Regions from separate parts of the Homo sapiens genome. Here region 1 is linked to region 2. A link is an interaction called in ENCODE POLR2A ChIA-PET data of the cell type or tissue named here. Cell type or tissue: HepG2. All regions are shown on one strand. Links, peaks and the distances in the headings refer to the core of each region. The heading gives the core; the rest is flanking DNA. Region 1 has its middle 58 kb from the start of CRYM. Region 2 overlaps CRYM (crystallin mu).

Evidence for each region. Peaks named below come from ENCODE experiments on the same cell type or tissue, not always from the same donor. Only the 100,000 strongest peaks of a DNase experiment are listed, where the experiment ranks them.
Region 1: POLR2A ChIA-PET joins it to region 2 with 6 read pairs; 3 of 35 experiments call an interaction of 5 or more read pairs at or near these places.

Annotation. Positions count from the first base shown.
Region 1 is chr16:21,329,134-21,344,129 of GRCh38, forward strand. No RefSeq gene overlaps it. Among named protein-coding and RNA genes, the nearest start is that of CRYM, 58 kb to the left of the region's middle. In HepG2, for the core only: no CTCF peak of the experiment used is centred there; a DNase peak (open chromatin) is centred at 5,558; H3K4me3 peaks cover 1,072 bases.
Region 2 is chr16:21,257,826-21,272,821 of GRCh38, forward strand. CRYM (crystallin mu) reads right to left here. Exons shown (of 8, transcript NM_001376256.1): 4 at 11,965-12,066; 5 at 9,729-9,912; 6 at 4,212-4,333; 7 at 3,429-3,513; 8 at 696-1,020. The coding sequence ends at 956. Among named protein-coding and RNA genes, the nearest start is that of CRYM, 13 kb to the right of the region's middle. RefSeq lists an enhancer at 6,197-6,256. In HepG2, for the core only: no CTCF peak of the experiment used is centred there; a DNase peak (open chromatin) is centred at 3,336; H3K4me3 peaks cover 297 bases.

The DNA of each region.
Region 1 (14,996 bases), core at 4,430-6,929, 73 kb after region 2:
ATTTACATTAGATATTTCTCCTAATGCTATCACTCCCCCAGCCTACACCCCACGACAGCCCCCGGTGTGTGATGTTCCCCACCCTGTGTCCAAGTGATCTCATTGTTCAGTTCCCAGCTATGAGTGAGAACATGCAGTGTTTGGTTTTCTGTCCTTGTGATAGTTTGCTGAGAATGATGCTTTCCAGCTTCATCCATGTCCCTGCAAAGGACATGAACTCATACTTTTTTATGGCTGCATAGTATTCCATGGTGTATATGTGCCATATTTTCTTAATCCAGTCTATCATTGATGGACATTTGGGTTGGTTCCAAGTCTTTGCTATTGTGAATAGTGCTGCAATTCACATACGTGTGTATGTGTCTTTATAGTAGCATGATTTATAAACCTTTGGGTATATATCCAGTAATGGGATTGCTGAATCAAATGGTATTTCTAGTTCTAGATCCTTCAGGAATCACCACACTGTCTTCCACAATGGTTGAGATAATTTACATTCCCACCAACAGTGTAAAAGCATTCCTATTTCTCCACATCCTCTCCAGCATCTGTTATTTCCTGACTTTTTAATGATCGCCATTCTAACTGGTGTGAGATGGTATCTCATTGTGGTTTTGATTTGCATTTCTCTGATGACCAGTGATGATGAGCATTTTTTCATGTGTCTATTGGCTGCATAGATGTCTTCTTTTGAGAAGCATCTGTTCATATCCTTTGCCCACTTTTTGATGGGGTTGTTTATTTTTTCTTATAAATTTTTTTGAGTTCTTTGTAGATTCTGGATATTAGCCCTTTGGCAGATAGGTAGGTTGCAAAACTTTTCTCCCATTCTGTAGGTTGCTTGTTCACTCTGATGGTAGTTTCTTTTGCTGTGCAGAAGCTCTTTAGTTTAATTAGATCCCATTTGTCTATTTTGGCTTTTGTTGCCATTGCTTTTGGTGTTTTAGTCATGAAGTCCCTGCCCATGCCTATGTCCTGAATGGTATTGCCTAAGTTTTCTTCTAGGGTTTTTATGGTTTTAGGTCTAACATTTAAGTCTTTAATCCATCTTGAATTAATTTTTGTATAAGGTGTAAGGAAAGGATCCAGTTTCAGCTTTCTACCTATGGCTAGCCAGTTTTCCCAGCACCATTTATTAAACAGGGAATCCTTTCCCCATTTCTTGTTTTTGTCAGGTTTGTCAAAGATCAGATGGTTGTAGATGTGTGGTGTTATTTCTGAGGCCTCTGTTCTGTTCCATTAGTCTACATATCTGTTTTGGTGCCAGTACCATGCTGTTTGGCTACTGCAGCCTTGTAGTATAGTTTGAAGTCAGGTAGCATGATGCATCCAGCTTTGTTCTTTTGGCTTAGGACTGTCTCGGCGATGCGGGCTCTTTTTTGGTTCTATATGAACTGTAAAGTAGTTTTTTCCAATTCTGTGATGAAAGTCATTGGTAGCTTGATGGGGATGGTGTTGAATCTATAAATTACCTTGAGCAGTATGACCATTTTCACGATATTGTTTCTTCCTATCCATGAGCATGGAATGTTCTTCCATTTGTTTGTGTCCTCTTTTATTTCATTGAGCAGTGGTTTGTAGTTCTCCTTGAAGAGGTCCTTCACATCCCTTGTAAGTTGGATTCCTAGGTATTTTATTCTCTTTGAAGCAATTGTGAATGGGAGTTCACTCATGATTTGGCTCTCTGTTTGTCAGTTATTGGTGTATAGGAATGCTTGTGATTTTTTCACATTGATTTTGTATCCTGAGACTTTGCTGAAGTTGCTTATCAGCTTAAGGAGATTTTGGGCTGAGACAATAGGGTTTTCTAAATACACAATCATGTCATCTGCAAACAGGGACAATTTGACTTCCTCTTTTCCTAATTGAATACCCTTTATTTCTTTCTCTTGCCTGATTACCCTGGCCAGAACTTCCAACCCTATGTTGAATAGGAGTGGTGAGAGAGGGCATCCTTGTCTTGTGCCCGTTTTCAAAGGGAATGCTTCCAGTTTTTGCCCATTCAGTATGATATTGGCTGTGGGTTTGTCATAAATAGCTCTTATTTTTTTGAGGTACGTTCCGTCAATACCTAGTTTATTGAGAGTTTTTAGCATGAAGTACTGTTGAATTTTGTCAAACGCCTTTTCTCCATCTACTGAGATAATCATGTGGTTTTTGTCACTGGTTCTCTTTATGTGATGGATTATGTATATTGGTTTGCATATGCTGAACCAGCCTTGCATCCCAGGGATAAAGCCAAACTGATTGTGCTGGATACGCTTTTTGATGTGCTGCTGGATTTGGTTTGCCAGTATTTTACTGAGGATTTTCGCATTGATGTTCATCAGGGATATTGGTCTAAAATTCTCTTTTTTTGTTGTGTCTCTGCCAGGCTTTGGTATCAGGATGATGCTGGCCTCATAAAATGAGTTAGGGAGGAGTCCCTCTTTTTCTGTTGATTGGAATAGTTTCAGAAGGAATGGTACCAGCTCCTCTTTGTACCTCTGGTAGAATTCGGCTGTGAATCCATCTGGTCCTGGACTTTTTTTGGTTGGTAAGCTATTAATTATTGCCTCAATTTCAGAGCCTGTTATTGGTCTATTTAGGGATTCAACTTCTTCCTGGTTTAGTCTTGGGAGGGTGTATGTGTGCAGGAATGTATCCATTTCTTCTAGATTTTCTAGTTTATTTGCATAGAGGTGTTTATAGTATTCTCTGATGGTAGTTTGTATTTCTGTGGGATTAGTGGTGATATCCCCTTTATCATTTTTTATTGTGTCTATTTGATTCTTCTCTCTTTTCTTCTTTATTAGTCTTGCTAGTGGTCTATCAATTTTGTTGATCTTTTCAAAAAACCAGCTCCTGGATTCATTGATTTTTTGAAAGGTTTTTTGTGTCTCTATCTCCTTCAGTTCTGCTCTGATCTTAGTTATTTCTTGCCTTCTGCTAGCTTTTGAATGTGTTTGCTCTTGCTTGTCTAGTTCTTTTAATTGTGATGTTAGGGTGTCAATTTTAGATCTTTCCTGCGTTCTCTTGTGGGCATTTAGTGCTATAAATTTCCCTCTACACACTGCTTTAAATGTGTCCCAGAGATTCTGGTATGTGTGTCTTCATTCTCATTGGTTTCAAAGAACATCTTTATTTCTGCCTTCATTTTGTTATGTACCCAGTAGTCACTCAGGAGCAGCTTGTTCAGTTTCCACGTAGTTTGCAGTTTTTAGTGAGTTTCTTAATCCTGAGTTCTAATGTGATTGCCCTGTGGTCTGAGAGACAGTTTGTTGTGATTTCTATTCTTTTACATTTGCTGAGGAGTGCTTTACTTCCAATTATGTGGTCAATTTTGTAATAAGTACAATGTGGTGCTAAGAAGGATGTATAATCTGTTGATTTGGGGTGGAGAGTTCTGTAGATGTCTATTAGGTCTGCTTGGTGCAGAGCTGAGTTCAAGTCCTGGATATCCTTGTTAACCTTCTGTCTTGTTAATCTGTCTAATATTGACAGTGGGTTGTTAAAGTCTCTCATTATTATTGTGTGGGAGTCTAAGTTTCTTTGTAGGTCCCTAAGGACTTGCTCTATGAATCTAGGTGCTCCTGTATTGGGTGCATATATATTTAGGATAGTTAGCTCTTCTTGTTGAATTGATCCCTTTACCATTATGTAATGGCCTTCTTTGTCTCTTGTGATCTTTGTTGGTTTAAAGTCTGTTTTTTCAGAGACTAGGATTGCAACCCCTGCCTTTTTTTGTTTTCCATTTTCTTGGTAGATCTTCCTCCATCCCTTTATTTTGAGCCTATGTGTGTCTCTGCACATGAGATGGGTCTCCTGAATACAGCATACTGATGGGTCTTGACTGTTTATCCAATTTGCCAGTCTGTGTCTTTTAATTGGGACATTTAGCCCATTTACATTTAAGGTTAATATTGTGTGTGAATTTGATCCTGTCATTATGATGTTATTTTGCTCGTTAGTTGATGCAGTTTTTTCCTAGCACTGATGGTCTTTATAATTTGGCATGTTTTTGCAGTCGCTGGTACTGGTTGTTCCCTTCCATGTTTAGTGCTTCCTTCAGGAGCTCTTGTAAGGCAGGCCTGGTGGTGACAAAATCTCTCAGCATTTGCTTGTCAATAAAGGATTTTATTTCTCCTTCACTTATGAAGCTTAGTTTGGCTAGATATTAAATTCTTGGTTGAAAATTCTTTTCTTTAAGAATGTTGAATATTGGCCCCCACTCTCTTCTGGCTTATAGAGAGAGTTTCTGCGGAGAGTTTTGCTATTAGTCTGATGGGCTTCCCTTTGTGGGCAACCTGACCTTTGTTTCTGGCTGCCCTTAACATTCTTTCCTTCATTTCAACCTTGGTGAATCTGATAATTATGTGTCTTGGGGTTGCTCTTCTCAAGGAGTATCTTTTGGTGTTCTCTGTATTTCCTGAATTTGAATGTTGGCCTGCCTTGCTAGGTTGGGGAAGTTCTCCTGGATAACATCCTGAAGAGTGTTTTCCAACTTGGTGCCATTCTCCCCATCACTTTCAGATACACCAATCAAACGTAGATTTGCTCTTTTCACATAGTCCCATATTTCTTGGAGGCTTTGTTTGTTTCTTTTTACTCTTTTTTCTGTAAAGTTCTCTTCTTGCTTCATTTCATTCGATACTCAATCACTGATACCCTTTCTTCCACTTGAACGAATTCAGCTACTGAAGCTTGTGCATGTGTCACGTAGTTCTCGTGCCATGGTTTTCAGCTCCATCAGGTCATTTAAGGTCTCTACACTGTTTATTCTAGTTAGCCATTCATCTAATCTTTTTTCAAGGTTTTTAGCTTCCTTGCGATGGGTTCGAATGTCCTCCTTTAGCTCGGAGAAGTTTGTTATTACCAAGTTTTTGAAGCCTACTTCTGTCATCTCGTCAAAGTCATTCTCCGTCCAGCTTTGTTCCGTTGCTGGCGAGGAGCTACAGTCCTTTGGAGGAGAAGAGTCACTCTGATTTTTAGAATTTTCAGCTTTTCTGCTCTGGTTTCTCCCCATCTTTGTGGTTTTATCTACCTTTGGTCTTTGATGATGGTGACATACAGATGGGGTTTTGGTGTGGATGTCCTTTTTGTTGATGTTGATGCTATTCCTTTCTGTTTGTTAGTTTTCCTTCTAACAGTTAGGACCCTCAGCTGCAGGTCTGTTGGAGTTTGCTGGAGGTCCTCTCCAGACCCTGTTTGCCTGCGTGTCACCAGCGGAGGCTGCAGAACAGCAAATATTGCAGAACAGCAAATATTGCTGCCTGATCCTTCCTCTGGAAGCTTCATCTCAGAGGGGCACCCTGCTATATGAGGTGTCTGTAGGCCCCTACTGGGAGATGTCTCCCAGTTAGGCTACTGAGGAGGTCAGAGACCCACTTGAGGAGGCAGTCTGTCCATTTTTAGAGCTCAAACTCCATGCTGGGAGAACCACTGCTCTCTTCAGAGCTGTCAGACAGGGACATTTAAGTCTGCAGAAGTTTCTACTGCCTTTTGTTCAGCTAAGCCTTGCCCCCAGAGGTGGAGTCTACAGAGGCAGGCAGGCCTCGAGCTGTGGTGGGCTCCACCCAGTTCAAACTTCCCAGCCGCTTTGTTTACCTGGTCAAGCCTCAGCAATGGCAGACGCCCCTCCTGCAGCTTGGCTGCCACCTCACAGTTTGATCTCGGACTGCTGTGCTAGCAGTGAGCAATGCTCCGTGGGCATGGGACCTACTGAGCCATGTGTGGGATATAATCTCCTGGTGTGCCGTTTGCTAAGACTGTTGGAAAAGCACAGTGTTATGGCGGGAGTGTCCCGATATTCCAGGTACCGTCTGTCCATCTGTCACGGCTTCCCTTGGCTAGGAAAGGGAAATCCCCCAACCCCTTGCGCTTCCCAGGTGACGTGATGCCCTGCCCTGCTTTGGCTCACACTCCGTGAGCTGCACCCACTGTCCAACCAGTCCCAGTGAGATAAACCAAGTACCTCAGTTGGAAATTCAGAAATCACCCGTCTTCCGCATTGATCATGCTGGGAGCTGTAGACCGGAGCTGTTCCTATTTGGCCATCTTGGAATGATCCACCTGCCACATTTTCTTTATCCAGTCTATCCTTGATGGACATTTGCATTGGTTCCAAGTCTTCACTATTGTGAACAGTGCCTCAATAAACATACGTGTGCATGTGTCTTTATAGTAGAAGGATTTATAATCCTTTGGCTATATACCCAGTAATGGATCATTATTTCTGTTTTTTCAATGGCAATTGTCTCCTGATCTGTTGGCTTCAGTATACTTGAGTAATGATAAAATCTACATTTTAAAACACATGAGATGTTTTTAATGTATATTTGCCTTCGTTTCTTTCAGCAATATTTTGTGGTTTTTCTTGTGCAAATCTTTCGTCTCCATTGTTGTTTATTCCTAAGTATTGTATTCGTTTCCATGCTATTGTAAATAAGATTGTTTTCTTAATTTTCATTTTGGATTGTCTGTTGTTAGTATATAGAAATGCAAATAATTTTTGTGTGTTGATTTTGTATCCTACAATTTTGCTGAATTTATTTTTTGTGTGTAAGTATGACTAAGATCGTGTCATCTACAGAGATGTTTTTACTTCTTTCTTTCCAATTTGAATGGCTTTTATTTTTCTTGCCTAATTTTTCTGGCTAGAACTTAAATTTCTAGCCCATGGAAAAAGCAGGCATATTTGTCTTTCTCCTGATCATTGGTGAAAGACTATGATGTCAGCTGCAGATTTTTATATATGGCCTTTATTATGTTGAGGAAATGTCCTTCTATTTCTAGTGTATTGAGTATTTTATCATTTAAAAAAGTTAATATTTTTCTGCATTGATTGAGATGATTATGTGTTTTTTCCATTCTTCTCTGCATGTGGTGCATTAAATTAATTGATTTTGTTTGTTGAATCCTCTTTGTACTCAAGGAGTAAATCCTCCTTGGTCATGATATATAACCCTTTTAAAATGCTGGTGAATTTTAGTTGCTAATATTTCTGTTGAGGAACTTTTCATCAATATTCATAATCTTTCCTTGTCATGTTTTTGCCTGGCTTTGCTATCAGGGTAATCCTGGTCTCATAAAATGAGTTAGAAAGTGTTACCTCCATTTCAGTTTTCTGGAAGAGTTTGAAAAGGATTATTGTTTATTCTTCTTTAAATATTTGGTAGAATTCACTGGTAAAGCCCTCTGGTGCAGGATTGTTCTTTGCTGAGTGGTTTGATTACTGATTTTATGTCCTTACTAGTTATAAGTCAGTTCAGATTTTGTATTTCTCCATGACTCAGGCTTGGTAGTTGTATGTTCCTACAAATTCATTCGTTTCATCTATGTTATTCAATATTTTGGCATGCAGTTGTTCATAGTACTCTGAGATCATCCTTTTTATTTCTGTAAAATCATAAGTAATGCTCTCACTTTCATTTCTGGTTTTAGTTATTTGAGTCTTCTCAATTTTTCTTAGTCCGGCTAAAAGTTTGTCAATTTGTTGATCTTTTCAAATTATTAAGTTTTGGTTTTGTTGAATTTCTCTATTATTTACCTATTCTCTATTTATCTCAATTCCTTTTTTCTGCTAAATTTATGTATACTTTACTTGTCTAATTCCTTAAGGTGTAAAGTTAGGTTATTTATTTGAAATTTTTATTTTTCTTTAACGTAGGTATTTACAGCTATAAATTTCCCTCTGAGTACTGCTTTCACTGCATCTCACAAGTTTTAGTATGTTGTGGTTTTGTTTTTATTTGTCTCAAGGCAGTTGCTACATTTTCTTCTGATTTCTTCATTTATCTTTTGGTTGGTTAAGAGTGTTTTGCTTAATTTCCACATATTTATGTATTTTCCAGTTTTCCTTTTGCTATTGTTTTCTAGTTTTATTCCTTTGTGATAAGAAAATATACTTTGTATGATTTCAGTCTTTTTAAATGTAATAAAATTTGTTTTGTGGAGTAACATGGTTTACCCTGGATATGTTCTGTGCACACTTGAGAAAAATCTGTGTTCTGTTTTTGTTGGGTGGCATGCTCTGTGTATGTTAGGTTAAATGGGCTCTCTCTGTTTCCTTATTGATCTTGAACCCAGGAGGCGGAGGTTGCAGTGAGCCGAGATTGCACCACTGCACTCCAGCCTAGGTGACAGCAAGACTGTGTCTCAAAAAAAAAAAAAAAAAAGAAAAGAAAAAAGATATGCTTGTCAATCTATGTAAAATAACCACAGAGATTTTGAAAGGAATCGTATTCAATCTGTAGGACAAATTGAGGGGTATTACCATCTTAACAATATGGAGTCTTCTGATCATGTAAGTGAGGCATCTTTCCATTTACTATGATTTAATTTCTTTCCATTTCTTTCTTATAGTTTTCTGTGTAGAACTCTTGCACTTCTTTTGTTAAATATACTTTGTCATTTTAATTGTTCAATTAAAATTGAACAAATTGAAAAATTGTTTGTTAAGTCTGGTTCTAGCACTGATCCCTAGAAAACTTAAAAGAGACACTTTATCTCTCTATTTTTGTCCCCTATAAGTAATAACATGGTCCTGTATTCATTTTTTAAAACTTTGAAAAATATGCATTTCCAAAGATTCTCACATTCATTCATTCATTTATTCAGCAAACATTTATTAAACACCTTCTATGTGCCAGGCAGATACAGATATCTGCCCTTATACAGACTAAAGCCATAGAATTTAATATTGACATATCAATAAAACTCAGTAAAAATATTTAAAATAGCCTCTGAAAACTTATATCACTTATTTGAATCTTTTATCAGACTTATACATTATATTCAAGTTTTTTTGTTAAAACTTGAAATACCACATATATCTATAAACAACTACCTCTAAAGAAAATGGATAGTTCATAAAGATTATTGCTAAAATTTTGTGAGCTTTTTCTTCCTTTTTATCTTATTTTTAATGTTTGTTTCTAACCATTGTGAGTGAATTAAAATGTATTTAAATTTTTTAAATACCTTCTGGGTGAGTACATAAAAAGAAAAGAGATGTTAATATAAGTGGTTTATAGCTTCATTTAAGTGTTTTTCATGTCTTAACAATATAAGGTGAATTACTGGGGAGATGATCTCTGGGCTTTTAAGAATCACAGTACTGCCACTCACTAGCTGACTCATTTTGATGAAGCTTCTTGACTTTCTGAGCCCTGATTCTATCCTTTATGGATAGATTAATGGAGATGATAATACTCATTATTTAACCCATTTTAATTGTAGACGTTAAACTAGATAATATTTGTGAATGTATTCTGAAAACTCTAAGGCACTGTATGGATGTATTATTTTACATGATATTCGATTTCTGTCAACTCTCCCACAGGAGTACCAGCTCATGATAGGAGTCAGTAATTGGATGCTCTGGGCAGCCTATTTCTTCACGTTCCTCTCTTTGTATTTTATTATCATCATTTTTATGTGCATAATTTTCTTTGTCAAGGCAAGTGTCTATTTGGCTGCAGCATGTTGTGGATAAACTTTGAGAGGGAAAGTAGAAACATGGTGTGGGGCCAGATGGGCCTCGGGTTTCTAGGGGATGAAAATGTGGCTTTTGTTGACTTCACAGTGGAAACTCAGAGACTGCTTAGTCTCTCAGCAAACAAAACTTTAGACCTAGAGGGATGGGCCATCTGTAGGAAATAAATTGTTAACTCTCCATCTCACTAAGCAGAGTCATCAGTTTCACTAAGACTATTAAAACACTTATGGATGTTTCATTTTTCCTCTTTGGTTTTGGTGTGATACCGCTTACAGCATGACTAAACTGGTTTCCTAATTGTTTTGCTAGGTTGAACCTGCACCAGTCATCCAAAGCAGTGACCCAACGCTTATCTTTATCTTTTTGCTGTTTTATGCCATCGCCACAATATGCTTCAGCTTTATGGTTAGCACTTTCTTCAGTAGAGGTGAGTCTGAGATTCCAGTGGTGAAATATTCTCAGTAACTACACTTTAGCTGCCAACTCATCTACAGCCTCTGTTTACACACTCTAACCGAAAAGACAAATATCATGTACACGTGAAATGATTTGGAAGGGAATGAAGAGAGCAATGACAATTAATGTAGCACAGGATACATGTGAAAAAAGACAAAAACCAAAATAAGATCATGTCTGTGTGTTCTTTCTAACCTTTAGCTGCTACTTCATGTATGGTATTTGTCCAACCCTTCCAGCAGGAAGGGTTGAGATGGAGATGGCTTCTGTATATTCCATTGGAGGGACTGATGTATGCTAGTATCTGATGATGAGAGTGATATATGTGAAGAGAAAGAAAATGGCAGTGCTACTTCAATGAAAGAAAGGGTTCTTGCACTTAATTAATAGATCCTCATTGTGTGTCTTCTGTGTATTTGTGTGTTTTTGTTTTGCTTTCTTTTCTGTTTTGTTTGTTTGTTTTGAGACAGAGTCTCACTCTGTGGCCCAGGCTGGAGTGCAGTGGCTCAATCTCGGCTCACTGCCACCTCCACCTCCCGGGTTCAAGCGATTCTCCTGCCTCATCCTCCCGAGTAGCTGGGACTACAGGCGCCTGGCACCATGCCCGGCTAATTTTTGTATTTTTAGTAGAGACGGGGTTTCACCATGTTGGCCAGGCTGGTCTTGAACTCCTGACCTCAGGTGATCCACCTGTCTCAGCCCCACAAAGTGCTGGGATTACAGGCATGAGCCACCGTGCCCAGCCTATGTATCTGAAATATACTGTCTGCCCCACAGAGCTAATATTGACCTTGGGGACATGAATATTATATGCACAAAAAGTAGTTTATAAAATACATTAGTCAGGGTCACATGATTTGCAGAGTACAACTGGGGACCCAGGAAAACCAGTGGTATAATTCCAGTCTGACTCTGAAGGCCTGAGAACCAGGGGAGGTGGTGGTGTAAATCCCAGTTCAAAGGCTGGAACAGACTAATGTCCCAGTCAAGAAGGCAACAAGGAAGAAATGAGAGCAAATTCCCCCTTCCTCCACCCTTTTGTTCTTTTCAGGCCCTCAACAGATTGGATGATGCCTGCCCACATTGGGGAGGACCATCTGCTTTACTGAGTCCACTGATTCAAATGCTTATCTCATTTGGCAACCTCCTCACAGACACACCCAGAAATAATGTTTAATCTGTATACTCCATGGAGAGTCAAGTTGGCACATAAAATGAACCACCATAAGAAGACATGCAGAGAACAATGAAAATTAACAAAGCATAGTGTACACATTTAAAAAAAAAAAAATGGATTAAGATATTCCAGGTCGAGGCCGGGCGCGGTGGCTCATGCCTGTAATCCCAGCACTTTGGGAGGCCGAGGCGGGCAGATCACGAGGTCAGGAAATCGAGACCATCCTGGCTAACATGGTGAAACCTCGTCTCTACTAAAAATACAAAAAAAATTAGCCAGGCATGGTGGCGGGCGCCTGTAGTCCCAGCTACTCGGGAGGCTGAGGCAGGAGAATGGCGTGAACCCGGGAGGCGGAGCTTGCAGTGAGCCGAGATCACGCCACTGCACTCCAGCCTGGGGGACAGAGCGAGACAACATCAAAAAAAAAAAAAAAAAAAAAAAGATATTGCAGGTTGAGATAGGCCTGGAAATGCTATGCTTCAATCAAGGTAGGTTTGTGAAGGATTTGAAGATGGGAATGAATAGGAAGTCAAGTCAGTGGATGCAGCTATACATTCATTCATTTGTTAACATTTTTGGATATCTGTGACTGGGCATGGTGGCTCACACTTGTAATCCCAGCACTTTGGGAGGCTGAGGTGGGTGGATCACTTGAGGTCAGGACTTCGATACCAACCTGGCCAGCATGGTGAAACTCCGTCTCTATTGAAAATACAAAAATTAGCCATGTGTGGTGGTGGGCACCTGTAATCCCAGTTACTCAGGAGGCTGAGGCAGGAGAGTCACCTGAACCTGGGAGGTGGAGGTTGCAGTGACCCGAGATCGTGCCACTGCACTCCAGCCTGGGCAACAGAGTAAGAGTCCGTCTCAAAAAAAAAAAAAAGAAAAATGTGGATATCTGAACTTGTACCATGTCTAATATACAAAGACCAAGAAAAATCATTTCTTTTCCCATTGAGGGCTCACATGCAAAGTGTTTTATGAATTTACAGCCTCACTAGAAGGAGATGAGAATTCCTCATGCTCCATATTCTTGCCAATATTTAGAATTGCCAAGCTTTTAATTGTGCCAAATTAGGGATATGAAATGTTATCGCATAGCAATTTAAATCTACATTTCCCAATTGTTAATGAAGCTGTGTGTTACTAATATGAGTCATGTGTGTCTCCTCTTCTGTAACTGTTAGCGCATTCTGATTTTTTATAGTTATTGAAATTTTCTGACAATATTTTTACTTAAAGTCTATTTTGTCTGATATTCATATAACCACCCTGATCTCTTTTTGTTATTTTCATGGAGTATCTTTTTCCATCCTTTCACTTTCAACCAGTTTGTATATTTGAATCATTTTTAAAAAATCCATTCTGCCACCCTTGCCTTTTATTGAAGATAATAATACAGAACATTGGCCGGGCGTGGTGGCTCACACCTGTAATCCCAGCAGTTTGGGAGGCTGAGGCAGACACATCACAAGGTCAGGAGTTCGAGACCAGCCTGACCAACATGGTGAAACCCTGTCTTTACTAAAAATACAAAAATTAGCTGGGCGTGGTGATACGTGCCTGAAATCCCAGCTATTCAGGAGGCTGAGGCAGAAGAACTGCTTGAACCTGGGAGGCAGAGGTTGCAGTGAGCCAAGATCGTGCCACTGCATTCCAACCTGGGTGACAGAGCGAGACTCCATCTCAAAAAAAAAAAAAAAAATACAGAACTGACATCTGCCGTTTTGGTATTTGTTTTATATATGTCATATCTTTTTTCTCTCATAGCTTCCATTTTGAGTCCCATCTAATTTCCTTTTCTGTATATTTTCTAGTTCTTCTCTGAGGGGATAATTTGGATTTTACAATTAGTATCTTAAACAATTTAATTTGGGTTAATAACAATTTAGCTTTAATACTATACAAAAGCTCTTCTGTCAAGCTTCAGCCCCTCTTTGTGTTGGTATTTTTGCAAATTACATCTTTATATTGTGTGCCTATTAACATGTTTATCATTATTTTATGCATTTATCTTTTAAATCATATAGAAGGAAAAAGAAACCATTATCATAACACTGGCTTTTATATCTGCCTATGTAGTTACCTTCACTGGAGCTCTTTATTTTTTCATGTGACTTCATGTTACCATCTAATGTCCTTTCATTCAGCTGAAAGAACTATATTATAGGGCAGGTGTATTAGCAAATTTTCTTAGCTTTTGCTAATCTGGCAATTTCTAATATCTCCTAATTTTTTTTTTTTTTTTTTTTTTTTGAGACAGAGTCTTGCTATGTTGCTGAGGCTGGAGTACAGTGGCCTTTCTACTACAATGAGGAATTCTGCCTTGGGACTTGAGAGAGGTAGCAGTCCTAGGGTGTGGGTTAGGGGCATTCACTGAAATACCATGTAGCAGCGTAACCTGTGGCTATTGAAATGTGGCTGTAGGAATATTGCTCATGACTTGACTTCTGCTCTTGAATATTCATAGCTGGGCAGCAGAGAGCGATGTGAGGACTATACTTATGGCATGATACCATTTTTATTGCAAATATATAGGTATATGTGGAAGTTGATTAAAAATTTATGTGTGATCATTTTTACAGTGCCTATCTCTAGGTAGTAGGATAATTTTTATTTTTCCCTTTGTCTTTTATTGTAGTTTCTCAGTTATTTCCAATAAGCACTGCATTAATTTTATAGTTGTAAAAAATGTTGTTTAAAAGTCAGGGAGCCCAGGCGTGGTGGCTCATGCCTGTAATCCCAGCACTTTGGGAGGCTGAGGCAAACTGATCACCTGAGGTCAGCAGTTCGAGATCAGCCTGGACAACATGGTGAAACCCCGTCTCTACTAAAAATACAAAACTTAGCCAGGTGTGGTGGCACATGCCTCTAATCCCAGCTACTTGGGAGGCTGAGGCAGGAGAATTGCTTGAATCCAGGAGGTAGAGGTTGCAGTGAGCTGAGATTATGCCACCGCACTGTAGCCTGGGTGACAGAGCGAGACTATATCTCAAAAAAAAAAAAAAAAAAAAAAAAAGCCGGGTGCTGTGGCTCACATGTGTAATCCCAGCACTTTGGGAGGCCAAGGTGGGCAGATCAAGAGGTCAGGAGATCGAGACCATCCTGGCTAACACGGTAAAACCCCATCTCTACTAAAAATGTCAAAAAAATTAGCCGGGCGTGATGGCGGGCGCCTGTAGTCCCAGCTACTCGGGGGGCTGAGGCAGGAGAATGGCGTGAACCTGGGAGGCGGAGCTTACAGTGAGCCTAGATCACGCCACTGCACTCCAGCCTGGGCTACAGAGCAAGACTCTGTCTCAAAAAAAAAAAAAAAAAAAAAAAAAAAAGTCAAGGAGAGGAGATTTCTGTCAGGCACAATTTCTGTCAGGCACAGTAGCAGGAACCAGATTGAATTCTCTTGCCATTGAAATCTGGACAAAAATCTGTGAATCGGCTGTCCTAAGACATTAGACAAGCAACAGCACAGGACCGTGATCCTGAGAGAAGGAACATGAGAGGAGGGGACAGGGAGATGCCAGGCAGAGATAGCTACATCACTGCATGGAGGAGATGGGTTGGAGTTGAGAGAGGCTGAGGCAGCAGAAAGTTGTGGAATCAAGTTCTTAAGAGCAGAGGGTTACACGGGGACCTTCTTGGGTGTTTGGGGGATTCCAAGGCAGGCATGAGCTCAATGGCTCCTAAGCTCACCCCAGGCTGGGTGGTGGTTGGATTCCCACTAGCCAGAGTCCTCAGTGATCAGTCACTGCACTAGCTGGCCATGCCTACTGGCAGGCTAAACTGTCCCTAGAATAAAGGCAGAGCTTAAGAGAGCCTGAGAAAGATCACATTAAATCACAAGTAACAACACTTTTAAAAGAAAGACAGCAAAACCTAGACACCCAA
Region 2 (14,996 bases), core at 2,249-4,748:
GAAACCAGTTACCTGTGTGTTCCTAATTACGAGAGCCAATAAATCTCATTCTCCATTCATTCAGCTTAAGGTAGTTTGAGTTGTAGTCTCTACCACTTATGACCAAAGGAGCCCTGATCTATACAGAAATTCCATTTTTCCTCTAAGCATTAAGGAGTCAGGCACAAAAGACTACATATAGTAGAATTTCACTTGTAAGAAATGACCAGGCTTGGCCGGGAGCCGTGGCTCACGCCTGTAATCCCAGCACTTTGGGAGGCCGAGGCGGGCAGATCACCTGAGGTCAGGAGTTCAAGACCAGTCTGGCCAACATGGTGAAACCCCGTCTCTACTAAAAATACAAAAATTAGCTGAGTGTGGTGGCGTGGCACCTGTAATCTCAGCTACTCGTGAGGCTAAGGCAGGAGAATCACTTGAACCCAGGAGGCAGAGGTTGCAGTGAGCCGAGATCATGCCATCGCACTCCAGCCTGGGCAACAAGAGTGAAACTCCATCCAAAAAAAAAAAAAAAAAAACACTACTGAATTGTATAGTTTAAACTAGTGGATCTTAGAGTATGTGAGTTGTAACTACTAAATAAATACATAAAAAAGAAGTTTCATTATAGCCAGTGTAGCTCCCCCAGGGAGTAAATGGGAGCATCTGATCCCTCTCAGTTTCCTTGTGATAGTAATAGAAGTTACCGAAGCAAACACTGCACAATTGGAATGTGCTTTATTTCAGGGAAATATAAAGGGAAATGAATGCTATTATAACTTGGTAGAACAGAAGAAATGGCTACCTAGCTTTGCTTTCCAACTACAAACATAAATGAGGATCTCAGCATTTAAGGTAAAACATGATAAGCACAAAAGGAGAGTTCACTGGGGACTGGACTCCCTCATTTACTCTAGAAATTATGAGAACCAGCAGCAATATTCCTCAAGCATCCATCTCAACATCAAGTTCCTTTGTTTTATTTACCAGATGACCAGGAATCATAGATGAGTTTGGCTGCAACTGTGTCTTCCACTGCCATTCCTAGAATAGACAGAAATTTGGTTCGCCTTTGGTCAAAACAACTTTTCTTGAAACAACCCAGGCCCCATGGCTGGAAGTTTCCTGATACATGTCCATGTTGCCAATGCCTATTGGAATAACAGGGACTGATACCCAGAGATGAGCTCAGGCTTCAATTGTCTGCAAAGGGGCAGAGAATATGATAGTAAGAAACACCCACCAACAAATTGTGCATCTTTCTAAATCTAGCTCAGGGCTGAGCAAATTTTTTTTTTTAATTTTTTTTTTTTTCGAGATGGAGTCTCGCTCTGTTGCCCAGGCTGAAGTGCAGTGGCGCGATTTTGGCTCACTGCAAACTCTGCCTCCCAGGATCAAGTGATTCTCCTGCCTCAGCCTCCTGAGTAGCTGGGATTACAGGTGCATGCCACCATGCCTGGCTAATTTTTTTTTTTTTTGTATTTTTAGTAGAGACAGGGTTTCACCATGTTGACCAGGCTAGTTTCAAACTCCTGACCTCAGGCGATCCGCCCACCTCGGCCTCCCAAAGTGCTGGGCTTACAGGCATGAGCCACCACGCCTGGCCTGAACAAACTTTTCAAAAAGGGTCAGACAGTAAATCCTTTAGGCTTTGTGGGCCACAGGGTCTCTATTACAATTATTCAACTCTGCCTTTAGAGTAGAAAACACAGCCAACAGGTAAACAAAAGAGCCTGGCTGTGGGCTGTGTTCCAGTGAAATTATTGATGGGACTGAAGCTTGAATTTTGTATCATTTTCAGACATCATGAAATATTTTCTCCCCCCATTCATTTGAAAATCTAAAAACCATTTCTAGCTCATAGGCCACACAAAAGCAGGCAGCAGAGCAGGTCTGGCCCCAGGACTGTAGTTTTCTGACGCTTGGTCCAGTTTGAATGCTGCATCCTTTGATATCTCCCCTTTGTCTTGTAATTTTGGTAGATACCTTAACCTCTGCACCCAGCACAGATAATTAGGTGCTTGATACGCATCTGTTAGATGAAACAATGCACCAATAAACTGATCCCCAAAAGTAAGAAAGCAAAAATTGCCAAAAAGGACAGAACAAGTTTCTGCAGCATTTTGGCTCCTTAAGTAAGGGCTGGCTGACCTCTGATCTGCCATGACCTTTGAAGTTTTCAGACAAAACTGGATCCATGTGATGTCTTTGAACCAGGCTCCAGATAAAATTGTATTGCCTTTGTCTTCCAGTGCATGAGAGATTTTAAAGACATTTACCAACCTGCAAGGCATGGATACTTAACCAATGGCATGGGCTCTGGGTGGCCAGAGCGCTCCTGATGCTCTGCCAGGCATTTACTCTTTTGCTGCTTGATCACGAAGTATGGAAGGTCATGAGAGGGGGACAGAGGGCACTCTCGAGGGGCTCAGGATAGCAACTGTTTACCAACCAGTTTGGGAGTATTTCAGTGTTTTAGGTGTATCAGCTCTGTTCCCATGTACTTTATTTATTTATTTTTTGAGATGGAGTCTTGCTCTGTTGCCCAGGCTGGAGTGCACGATGTCAGCTCACTACAACCTCCACCTTCCGGGTTCAAGTGATTCTCCTGCCTCAACCTCCCAAGTAGCTGGGATTGCAGATGTGCACCACCACGCCTGGCTAATTTTTGTATTTTTAGTAGAGATGGAGTTTCACCATGTTGGCCAGGCTGGTCTCAAACTCCTTAGCTCAAGTGATCTGCCCACCTTGGCCTCCCAAAGTGTTGGGATTACAGGCGTGAGCCACCGAGCTCAGCCTGTTCCCATGTACTTCTGTTTCCTTCAATCTCATAGGGTGGAAGAGGACCTGGGGCAAGGGACAGACTGGCCACTGGGAGCCCACCCTTTGTTGGGCTTCTATAAGGTACCCCATACAACTCAGGTGGTAGGGGGCTCCCCATGGAAGCCCTCCTCAAAGCAGCAAGTGGGAGAGTAGGGAAGGAGGGAATGAACAGGGCTTAGGCTATACTTTCCATCTGACTCTTTCAGGTTGGGTCTCTGCCATTTCCCTTAAGGTTCCTGTCTTTTAACATCTTTGTCCCCTGCCCCCTCCACCTCTGAAGGGTACCTTCTGAATTTCATCAAGATCTGCACCGAACTGATTCATTTTATATGCAAATCCCACCTAATCCTCAATGGTAACAGGTGGTGAGGAAACTGAGGCCTACAGAGGTCAGATCACTTGCCTAAGGACACCTGCCTTTGAGTGGCGGGGAAGGGACTCTGACCCAGGACTGCTCAGTTCCAGAGTTCATGGGCTTAGCACTAGGCTAAACCATGTAAATAATTGACCTGAATGATGGAGCACAATGATTCAGCTGCAGAGTCTGGTGACTCATTGCTCTTTCCACCAATGGGTGAACCTGCCTTGTGCGCTAGTTGGATTTGTGCCCAGGGAGCAATGGATCTTACCCAAAGACTTGAACACGGTGGTCTTCTCACAGTGGGCTGGTTTCACTCCCTTAATCACTTCTCCCAGCTCAGCAAAGATCTCGGCCTAGGAAACAAACATACGCTGACCCAGGCATGAAGCTAAAGTCTGTGCAGGGTTGGCTTTTGAAGCCAGCCCAGGGAATTCCTGAATTGGATAAGAGATAAATTTGATTAAAAAAAAAAAAAAAAAGAGAGAGATCCTTTGTACACTGAATGATATTAGGGAGGAGGCTGGCCCCGAAATCCTTTTGGGGTGGCATTTGCTTTTGTGATACCATAAACACAGAGATTCGAGTTGGTGCTCAGGGAGCTGTCCTGCCAAGATCATTGTGTCAGTGAGGAAATAGACATGCTGTTATCTGAACATGCATGCCAGCAGCTCCCTTCTTGTTTTATGCTGATTATAACCGTAAAATGAGGCCAGAAGGTGGGCAACACAGTCTTATCATGTTGGCCACATTGGGAAGGTTTCCAGGCTGCAAGAAGCTTCCAATCCCACTTCTTTAGAGGACAGCCCAGCAAAAAAATAAAATCCACTGAGCTTCTCCTTCCAGGAACACACATGTCACCACCCATAATGCCCATATTTTTCTGGAATGGAATTAAAGAGGGTTGCAAAATGTTTAGGAGCTCCTTCCCCTACAAGGAGGTGGGGTGGCTGAGGTCTGGAGCAGACCAAACTGGAAGGGAAGTTAATGAAACCCTGGGATCCAGGTGAGGCCAGCCAGGTGGCAGCCCTGACTGGGGTCAGAAGGGCCTCACCCCTGACAGCAGGACATCTCCAGACTCCTTCAGGGCAGCCTCCTGGGAATCCACGTACAGCACAGCTTCTTTCATGAGCTCATCATCCAGTTCTCTCCAGTCAGGTCTGCTGGCTCCAACAGCTAAGAGACAGCAAAACAGACCTTAAGCCCAGGATTAGTGCCAAAGGCTGCTAAGAAGCCCAAAGCACAGGAGAGAGGTGAACAAAGGACTCGTGAACACACTCAGATTCAAAATACCCCCTCATTCCCCAGGCCATGCTCTCCCAATCAGTAGGACGAAATACTTATTAAGAAATAGGCCAGGTGTGGTGGCTCACACCTGTAATCCCAGCACTTTGGGAGGCTGAGGCAGGCAGATCACTTGAAGCCAGGAGTTTGAGACTAGCCTGGCCAACATGGTGAAACCCTGTGTCTACTAAAAATACAAAAAATTATCCAGGCGTGGTGGCTCACACCTGTAGTCTTTGCTACTCTGGAGGCTGAGGCATGAGAATTGCTTAAACCTGGGAGGCGGAGGTTGCAGTGAGCCAAGATCATGCCACTGCACTCCAGCCTGGGCAACAGAGTGAGGCTCCATCTCAAAAAAACAAACAAACAAACAAAAAAAACTACCTACCATTTTGCCTTTCTATTCTATATCCCACCTCATTGCTAAAAGATTTTGAGACGACATAGCATTCATTTACAGGGTGTCTACTCTCTGTGGGATGTTTTGCACGTACTATTTATGGTTCTCGCAAGTACATTTCAAAGTCTGGTTCTCACTTAACAGATGCACGAATGGAGGCTCAAAGAAGTGAAGGTGTTTGCCAAGGTTAAGGATCTGATGGGTGAATCCAGGTCTGAGAGAGCACCTAGGCGCTCACACCTCTTCTGCTTAACAGGAACACCTTCCTCACAAAAATCCCGAAACAGAGACATCACTTGGTGCTTATTCACACCTCACTCTCCTCTTGATCTCCATCATTCCCATTCCTCACCCTCAACCAGTTCTTTTAATATCTATTTTTTTCTTTTTGGAGAGAGGGTCTCACTCTGTTGCCCAGGCTGGAGTGTAGTGGTGCAATCAGAACTCACCACAGGCTGGGTGCAGTGGCTCATGCCTGTAATCCTAACACTCTGGAAGGCTGAGGTGGGTGGTTCACTTGAGGTCAGGAGTTCAAGACCAGCCTGGCCAACATGGTGAAACCCTGTCTCTACTGAAATACAAAAATTATCTGGGCATGGTAGCACACGCCTGTAATCCCAGCTACCTGGGAGGCTGAGGCAGGAGAATCTCTTGAACCTGGGAGTTGGAGGTTGCAGCGAGCCAAGACTGCGCCACTGTGCTCCAAACCAGGCGACAGAGTGAGACTCCATCTCAAAAAACAAACAAACAAAAACTCACCACAGCCTCAAACTCCTGAGCTCAAGTGATCCTCCCGCCTCAGCCTCCCAAACTGTTGGGACCACAGACGCCTGCCACTATGCCCCTTTCCCTCTCCTCACCCCCGGTTCTCTCTTAACTCATGACAAAAGAAAAAAAACAACAACAACAAAAACTCAGTGTCAGGGTCATGGAGAAGTCTCGTCAGAAAGAAAACTGGCTCCGTCCTGGCCCTGAACTGTCACATCCTCTATGGAGTCCAGGACCAGAATGATGAATCCAAGGTGTCACGCCCCCTGGCACCAGGACACAGGAGAATGCAGAGGCTGCCACCAAATGCCTGCAAGGCCAGGGAGGTAATGAAAATGAACAAAGCTGGTCAGAGGGACTGGATTAGATGTGGTGGAGACTGAGGGGCGGGGAAGCCAGCAGGCCCTTCCGAAGGGGACAGTCATTGTTCAGCTCCAGCTAATCATTACCACGTGTGAATGTAGATCCACTGTTACCAGATATGCCCCAGTTGTTTTCTTAGAAGAGAAACAGGAAATCTATTTGCATATGTCACTCCTTGAGTTTTAGATTACTCTATGGTCCAAACCAAACACATCTGCTGGCTGGATCCAGCCCCTGGCTGGCTAGTCTTTGAAAACTGCTATAAAGCCTTATACAAATATAAGACAGCATTTATATGCCTTCTTCCACTGCCGCCCCGTTTTCTCCCTTTGTTCCCTCCCGTTCTGTTCTCCCTCATTCTAATTTCCAAAGAGAGTTGTGTAAAAATGTCCATCTTGAAGGTTGTTTGTGCGGAGAGTTCTATAGAACAAAAGCACTAGCTTAAGGAAGCTTGTAAATAAATCATAAGCTGGTGGGAACAAAACCCCCGTTTCTCAGGCCACTCCTTCTCACTGGACTATTTCCCCTGCACAACCACTGCTTATGAGCCGGGCGAGTTCTCAAAGGGTTGTGTGAGGTCACTCAGGCGGATGGAGGTGGGCCAGGCAGTAAAGAGAGAGAAGCCTGACTCAAACAAGGCTCTGGCTTGGTTGTGATGGGGCTAAATGAGTGAGGGTCGCAGACAGGCTTGACAGGGTGTGGGGGCAGGAGGAGGGAGGCATGGGGCAGGGTGGAACTGGGCCTGTCCCTCCGCTGAGCTGTAAACTAAGTAAAATCTGTTGTTGGTATTTCCCTGTTGTCTGCGCTTGTGACACATTTTTCTTAAATGTATGTGTTGCCTCTGTGAACACATAAACCAATTTTGTCCCTGGGCCAGGAAAACAGAAGAGATGCCTTGACTCAAAATCAAGTCAGCCCTTCCTGGAGAATGATTCCAAGTGAGAGAGGGATCCAACATAAGGGAGATTGTCTGTGGCTGGATGTGAGGATGGAGAGTCCATATGGTGGGAAATTTGGGTCATCTCTGGGAGCTGAGAATGGCCCCAAGGAAAGGGGCTCCCCCCATCCTCCAGTGTAAGGAACTGAATCCTGCCACACCATGGGAGCCTGGAAGAGGACCCCCGAGCATGAGATGAGATTGCAGCCCGGATGTTGCCCAATTTCTTTTTTGTGAGACTTTGCACAGAGGATCCAGCTACCCACACCCAGTCTCCTGAACCACGGGAACTGTGAGATGATAATAATGTGTTGTTTTAAGCTGAAAAAAAAATCAAGTCCATCTTTCTGAAGATGCAGCCTTGGAAACCCATTTCACCATGAACTGGTTCCTTTTGATTTCCCAGGTCCTTCCAGAAATGGTCTTATTGTCCATAAACTCAGCCCTGACTTACCTCTTACCCATTCCCTGGACCCAGTCTGACCACCAGTCCCATGCAGCCTGAGACTTTCAAATTACTTTGATCCATTCCTCAAACACGCCATGTTCGCTTCCACACTCAAGGCCTTTGCATCTGCTGTGCCCTCTACCCTGAATGCCTTTCCTTCAGCTCTTGGCATGGCTGCTCTTCCTCCTCATTCAGGTCACAGCTCAAAAAACACATCTTAGAGAGCTTCTCAGATAACCCTATTGAAAACACCTCTCTCTGCTTCTACCTTCCACCTCCACCACCAGCCTCTATCACCCAGGGCCTTGTTCTTTCCGGTCTCATCTTTAGCCAGAACGATCTAGTTCCTCTATGTGTTTGTTTGTTGTCTATCTCTCCTCACTGAAATTAACCACCATGAAACCAGTGACCTTGACTGCCTGGTTATTGTGGCATCCCTGGCATCTAGAATAGTGCCTGGCACACGGTAGAGATTCAGTCAGCATGTATGATTGAATGCGTCATCATTTGACTTGGCTCTCGCCGGCTCATCTGCCCACGTGTGCAAAGCTCTTAGCTTCTGAGTTCACACCATGTGCTTGTCACTAAAACACAGGGCACCAAGACCATCTTTAAATCCTCTAAAATTTGCCTGCTCTGCTCACCAGAATCCAGTCTTCCTGTTGGAAGGCAATCATGAGTATCATTTAAAGCTTGGACTCTGAGGATAGAGTGCCTCCGTTCAAATCCCAGCTCTGCCATCAAGAACCTCTGATTTTGGGCTTGGCACAGTGGCTCACGCCTGTAATCCCAGCACTTTGGGAGGCTGAGGCGGGTGGATCATTTGAGGTCAGGAGTTCGAGACCAGCCTGGACAATGTGGTGAAACCCCATCTCTACTAAAAATACAAAAAAATTAGCTGGCATGGTGGCGTGTGTCTGTAATCTCAGCTACTCGGCAGGCTGAGGCAGGAGAGTCACTTAACATGGGAGGTGGAGGTTGCAGTGAGCTGAGATCATGCCACTGCACTCCAGCCTGGGTGACAGAGTGAGACTCCATCTCAAACAAACAAACAAACAAACAAACAAAAACTTGTGACTTTGGAAAAGTTATATAATTTCTCCATGCCTTGGTTCATCCCCCTATAAAATGTTTATGATAATAGTTCCTGCCTCATAAGTTGGTTATAAGTATTAAATGACATTATACATAGAATAATGTCATTTAATATACAAAGAATTATACAAAGAATTCATGACAGCACCTGCAGTAGTATTAGATGTAGACCAGCTCTTGCTATAACACCCAGGGCCATCTGAAGGTCTACAGAGGCCCCAGGCACCCTCATGTCTAGAGCCCCCTCTCCTGCCCCTCATCCTATCACACATATTAAAAAGCATATACATGTCACATAAAAAATTACAGTACAAAAGAAATTTAAAGGTTTATAATTCTTAGTGTTAAGAAAAAGTGACTCATTTGGCCTTTCTGATTTAAATTTCATCACATTTTAGAATTGAGCTGTGAATTACCATTTGCCATAATTTTACATGTTATGGTCAGGCGTAGTGGCTCATACTTGTAATCAGTCGCAGCACTTTGGGAGGCTGAAGTGGGTAGAGTGCTTGAGGCCAGGAGTTCGAGACCAGCCTGGCCAACATGGTGAAACCTTGTCTCTACCAAAAATTACAAAAAATTAGCTGGGCATGGTGGCACATGCCTGTAGTCCCAGCTACTCGGGAGGCTGAAGTGGGAGAATCGCTTGAACCCAGGAGGCAGAGGTTGCAGTGAGCTGAGATCTCGCCACTGCACTCCAGCCTGAGCGACAGAGTGAGACCCTGTCCCAAAAAAAGAAAAAAAACTTACATTTTATAGAACATTAAATATTCTTTAGTTTCAGGTTTGTAATTTCCCTTTTACATTTCTTGGAGCAAATATTGTTTGTTTGTTTTTTAAGACAGAGTCTCTCTCTGTTGCCCAGGCTAAAGTGCAGTGGCACAATCTTGGCTCACTGCAACCTCTGCCTCCTGGGTTCAAGCCATTCTCATGCCTCAGCCTCATGAGTAGCTGGGACTACAGGTGCAAGCCACCATGCCTGGCTAACTTTTGTATTTTTAGTAGAGACGGGGTTTTGCCATGTTGACCAGGTTAGTCTTAAACTCCTGGCCTCAAGCAATCCACCTGCCTCAGTCTCCCAAAGTGCTGGGATTACAGGCATGAGCCACTGCACCCAGCCAAATATTGTTTTTTTCAATCTCACATGTTTTCAAGGCCCTTAAATAGCTTGGGCATTCTGCATGAATAAACTGGCTCTGCAAATGTAGTCGACTGGTCCCGTCTAGAGAGGAGCCTGGCCACCACCCATCATGCCTTATGGAGCCACTCTACTTACCATTGATGTGAGCCCCTGGCTTCACCCATTCACCAAACAAAATGGGCTCTGTTGCCAGGGTGACTGTGATGATCACATCTGCACCTGCCACAGCCTCCTGGACCGAAGAACAGACCCGTACCTCTCCTTGCACTGTGTCTGCAAACTTCTCTGCATTTTCTTTGGTGCGGTTCCATATCCTCACCTTCATTGGGAGTAACAAGAAGGATATTGGCGCCATTTTTTGGCTGCTTATGTTACACTGAGCCCAGGGATGCGGAGGGAAAGTTGAACTACTCTGGCATAGGGGTCAGTGGTTATCTAAATCACTCCTAAATCATTCCCCATGGAGAATGGACATTTGATCAGGGGTACAGCATTAACTTAGACACCTAGCCAGGTATTTGAAAATCAGCGTTCTCTACCACTTTCCCCTTTTAAAATGAGTGGAAGTATTTCACTTCTAGGCCAAGAGGCACAGCCTCAGTAACTTCATAGCTATTATATATTAATAGCATAATGATTAGCAGAGCAAGTTCTGGAGCCAGGTAGGCTTGGAACCAATCTCCACTCTGCTATTTCCTGAAATTGCTTCATGTCATTCAGCCTTAGTTTCCACATCTGTAAAATGGAAATATAACTGGCAAAGTCTGTGTGGAACTCACACTTTATGTCTGAGACCCCGTAAAGGAGTTGTAATGGGTGGGAGATTCATATGAAGGATTATTTATGATAATGTTTTTCATGGAATAACTTGATCGGTGAAGAATACTTAGGAAATTCAAGATCAGACGAGTTTGAAGGTAAATGGCATAGCCAATGAAAAGGCCAAGAATGGTAGCTACGGCTGGAATCCTGAAAGGTGCTGGGGTTGGAGGGTGGGGCAGCGGCCTCACCAGGAGCTGGGGACTTGCCGACTTGCTTGACAGGTTTCAATGTTTGGGTCAAGGGCTTGTCACCCGTCAACTGAAAATAAGGCCTACAGAATTTCTCATAAGGAAATATAATACATACGGAAACAAACTTTATGTCTAAGCAAGTTCACCAAGCAAGGTGAAAAACAGGACATTTTGCCCGGCCGGAAGTGCATGGTTAACCTCTTCACCCTTCTTGATAGAAGACTATGCAAATTTTATGCAAAAATTAGATAACCTGAAAAGTGATGTTAGAACATTCAGTAAGAGAGGATATAAAATGGTGCATATCTAACGTGACTAAAGCTATGTTATAAAAAGCTGAAGAGGGAAGATCAGAAAACATTAACTGTCTTTGAAAACAGATGAAAGGGCATTTTTCTTTTGTTTTCTTCCTTGTATTAAAAGTAATGGCAACTGGGCGCAGTGGTTCACGCCTGTAATCCCAGAACTTTGGGAGGACAAGGCAGGTGGATCACCTGAGGTCAGAAGTTCCAGACTAGCCTGGCCAACATGGTGAAACCCCATCTCTACTAAAAATACAAAAATTAGCCAGGTGTGGTAGTGGGCGCCTATAATCCAAGCTACTTGGGAGGCTGAGGCCCAAGAATCACTTGAACCCAGGAGATGGAGGTTGCAGTGAGCCGAGATTATGCCACTGCACTCCAGCCTGGGCGACAGCGCGAGACTCCATTTCAAAAAAAAAAAAAAAAAAAAAAGTCATGGCCAAAACTGCAATTACTTTTGCACTCACCTAATAGTCTATATTTCTCAAGGCAGTGGTTTTATTTTCATCATTAAATCATACTTTAAAACTGCTCCATCCCTTTCATACACACACATAAAATAACAATAGCATCAAAAATTCCCAGGGGGAAGCATGAGACGCAGTGGGGGGAAGGTGGACCAGTATGGAGACTGCAAAAGAGAGAGGCTGTGGCCTCCTGGTCTCCAGGTCTCATCCCACCCAGTTTCTTGATCCATAACCTTGAATACTTAAAAACTCTGGATTCTCCTAAGAAAAACATAATAGACAGGAGCTAAAAGGACAACTGAATGTATACAAGAGATATAATAGAATCTTTTAACCGAGTAAGCTTGCTGTATCCTCAGACAAATGCCCTCTGAACTGAGGACTGGAAACAGGTAATCAGATCTTCCCCTGACTCTTATCCTCCATCCCCTCCATCAGGGCTTCTGGGAAGTCATGAAGATACAAGAATGGTCTAGATGGGGCTCACAACTTAATTATTTCAGAATAACCTGTGGTGCAGTGAAGCAGTATAGACAGGTCAAGGACCACCCCCTTCCCTCTTCTCTCCCACCCCCACCCCTGGACTTACCTCCTTAAAGGAGAACTGCTCTGTGAAGATCTCATAATGGCTGTAGGCCTGGACCCCAGCCCCAAGGATGCACAGCACTTCACTGCTGGGAGGTTTCAGAAACTATATGAGAGAAATGAAGTGGCAAAGGTCAAGGGAGACCCTAGCAGACGGGTAAAAAACTAAGATGGTTTGAGTATCAGGTGACTTCTGCCCTCTCTTCTGCCTCCCTCAAGAGCTTGCAGGCAATCAAGAGAATTTCCTTTTGTGTCTAGTTTCCCCCGTATCAAGTGGGAAAAGAAGGAAGAAGGCTTCACTGAACAGCTAATGTATGCCAATGCTTTGCCCCCATGATCTCATTTAGTCTAGACATTGACCCTACGAGTTGGGGACTCCTACTATCTTCTTCTTACAGATGAAGAGACTGAGGTTGCCCTGGTAACAGAAAGGTGAACTTGCTCTGGGTCTTACAACTACTTTTTAAAATTATTTATTTATTTCTTTTTCTTTCTTTCTTTCTTTTCTTTTTTTTTGAGATGGAGTCTCGCTCTGTCGCCTAGGCTGGAGTGCAGTGGCACGATCTTGGCTCATTGCAACCTCTGCCTCCTGGGTTCCAGTGATTATCCTACCTCAGCCCCCCGTGGAGCTGGGATTATAGGTGTGCGCCACAACACCCAGCTAATTTTTGTATTTTCGATAGAGATGGGGTTTCACCATGTTGGCCAGGCTGGTCTCAAACTCCTGACCTCAGGTGATCTGTGCACCTCGGCCTCCCAAAGTACTGGGATTACAGACGTGAGCCACCGCACCTAGCCAGGTCTTACAACTATTGAAGGGCACAGTGTGGCTCTAAAGTCACGTCTTCCATACTCCAAAGCCCATGTCCTTTCTTCATATCTCAGGTACATGCTCAGCCATACCCACTTCTCAGAGCTCTGAGCTGCTTCTAAGAGCTGCCTGGATTCTGTGAGCCCTTCCTTCCCAGGGTTCTAGCTATATTCACTGGGCCAACTCTGTTGATCTTTTCACTGCCTCTGTCTTCCTCTAAAGACGAATGTAGAATTAGCATTTGTGGCATCTCCTGAGGGTGTCTGTGTTTGAGAGCAGGATTCTGTGATCAACTCACGTCCAGTGCCACCTCTCCAATGAAGCCTTTCTGACCTCCTTGATAGAATGCACCAGGCCATAGCACTTATTTGTTTGTAGATTTTCTTCTACAGGTCTTTAAGCCCCATGAGGACAGAGGTAGTCTTATTTGCACAGAACTGGTACATACCTACTATGACCTACAAGAGGTAGCACTGGGCTTCTCAACCTCGGTACTACTAACATTTGGGCTGGACAATTCTTTATTGGGGAGGGGCACCAACCTGTGTATTATAGGATGTGCAACAGTATCTCTGGTTTCTATCCATTAGATGTTAGTAGCATTTTCCACCCCTTCAAGTTGTGGGAACTAAAAACGTCTGCACACTCCTAAATGTCTCTGGAGCAGGTGGCAAACTCATGCTCAGTGGAGAACCACTGGCATAGAGGAAAGACATCACTTGGCCCTCGACACCATATGTATTAAATAAAACCCTCTTCTGCCTTTTCTCTATTCCATTTAGTAAACTTTGAGTTCCCTGTGGTCTGTTCTTTTATAAAATGCTACTCACTGGAATTTTGGAGTATAATATTTAAAAAGTGAAAAGTCTTCTTAACTACTAATTACTAGCAAAACAGCATCTCTGAAATATTAGGAATTAATTTTATCTCCTGCAGCTACCGAAGGAGAGATACCATTCTGTGCCATAAAATATAGTTTAACGTCTCTGATTTGAAAAGGTTTCAAAATGATAATATCCACAAGACTAGAAATCTTATGTTGCTGTCTGATAAGGATAATTAGATTTTTTTCCTTAATTGTTACCATTTTCTTCTGTTCTCAGTTAATATGAATCTATTCTTGAAAGTACAGGTGAGCTTCAGAAATTGTTACAGTATCCCATAAAAATAACCTTCAACTTCCTAAACTAAATGTGTAATTCTAATTGGTTGTCTTACTTGATAATTTGTTGCCCTGGTAATAGTGTGATAATTGATATTTTTAAAATTTTTTTTTTTTTCCGAGACAGTCTCGCTTTGTCGCCCAGGCTGGAATGCAGCGGTGTGATCTCAGCTCACTGCAACCTCTGCTTCCTGGGTTCAAGCGATTCTCATGCCTCAGCCTCCCGAGTAGCTGGGATTACAGGTATGTGCCACCATACTTGGCTAATTTTTTTTTTTTTTTTTGGTAAAGATGGGGTTTCGCCATGTTGGCCAGGCTGGTCTCGAACTCCTGACCTCAAGTGATCCACCTGCCTCGGCCTCCAAAAGTGCTGGGATTACAGGTGTAAGCCACTGCACCCAGCCGATTTTTAATCATATGTTTATAAGATTTATTAAACAGCATTAGTGGCACTTCAATCTTTTCTCCTAAGCATGCAGGTTATTAAGTACACGTATATGAATCTGCTGGGTTTCTCATTTAAAGAGTCTGAAAGTCTGTTTCATTTGCATTTGCCAAGGCCTTGCATGGTCTGGCCCTCCTATCTCTAAAGCTGTCTCTCATACCACCATGCCATGTTCCCCTGCACTTCCTGTCTTCCAGCCATACTGGCTTCCTTGCAGCTTCCCAAGCTCATGTACTTCCTTCAACCACAGGGCCTTTGCATGAATTAATTCCTTGCCATACGATGCTAGGCTGCTTTGTCCCCTCTCCCCCTCACAAGTAACTGATTATCCTTCAATCTCAGCTCAAATATCCCCTACAGAGACACAGCCACAGGCTAGATCAAGACATACTGCTTTACACTCTTACAGCACTTGTCAGCGTTGTAGTTTCATATTTATTGGTGTGAATTTTTTTTTTTTTTTTGGAGACTGAGTCTCACTCGTTGTCCAGGCTGGAGTGCAGTGGTGTGATCTTGGCTCACTGTAACCTCCGCCTCCAGGATTCAAGCAATTCCCTTGCCTCAGCCTCCCAAGTAGCTGGGATTACAGGCACCTGCCACCATGCCCAGCTAATTTTT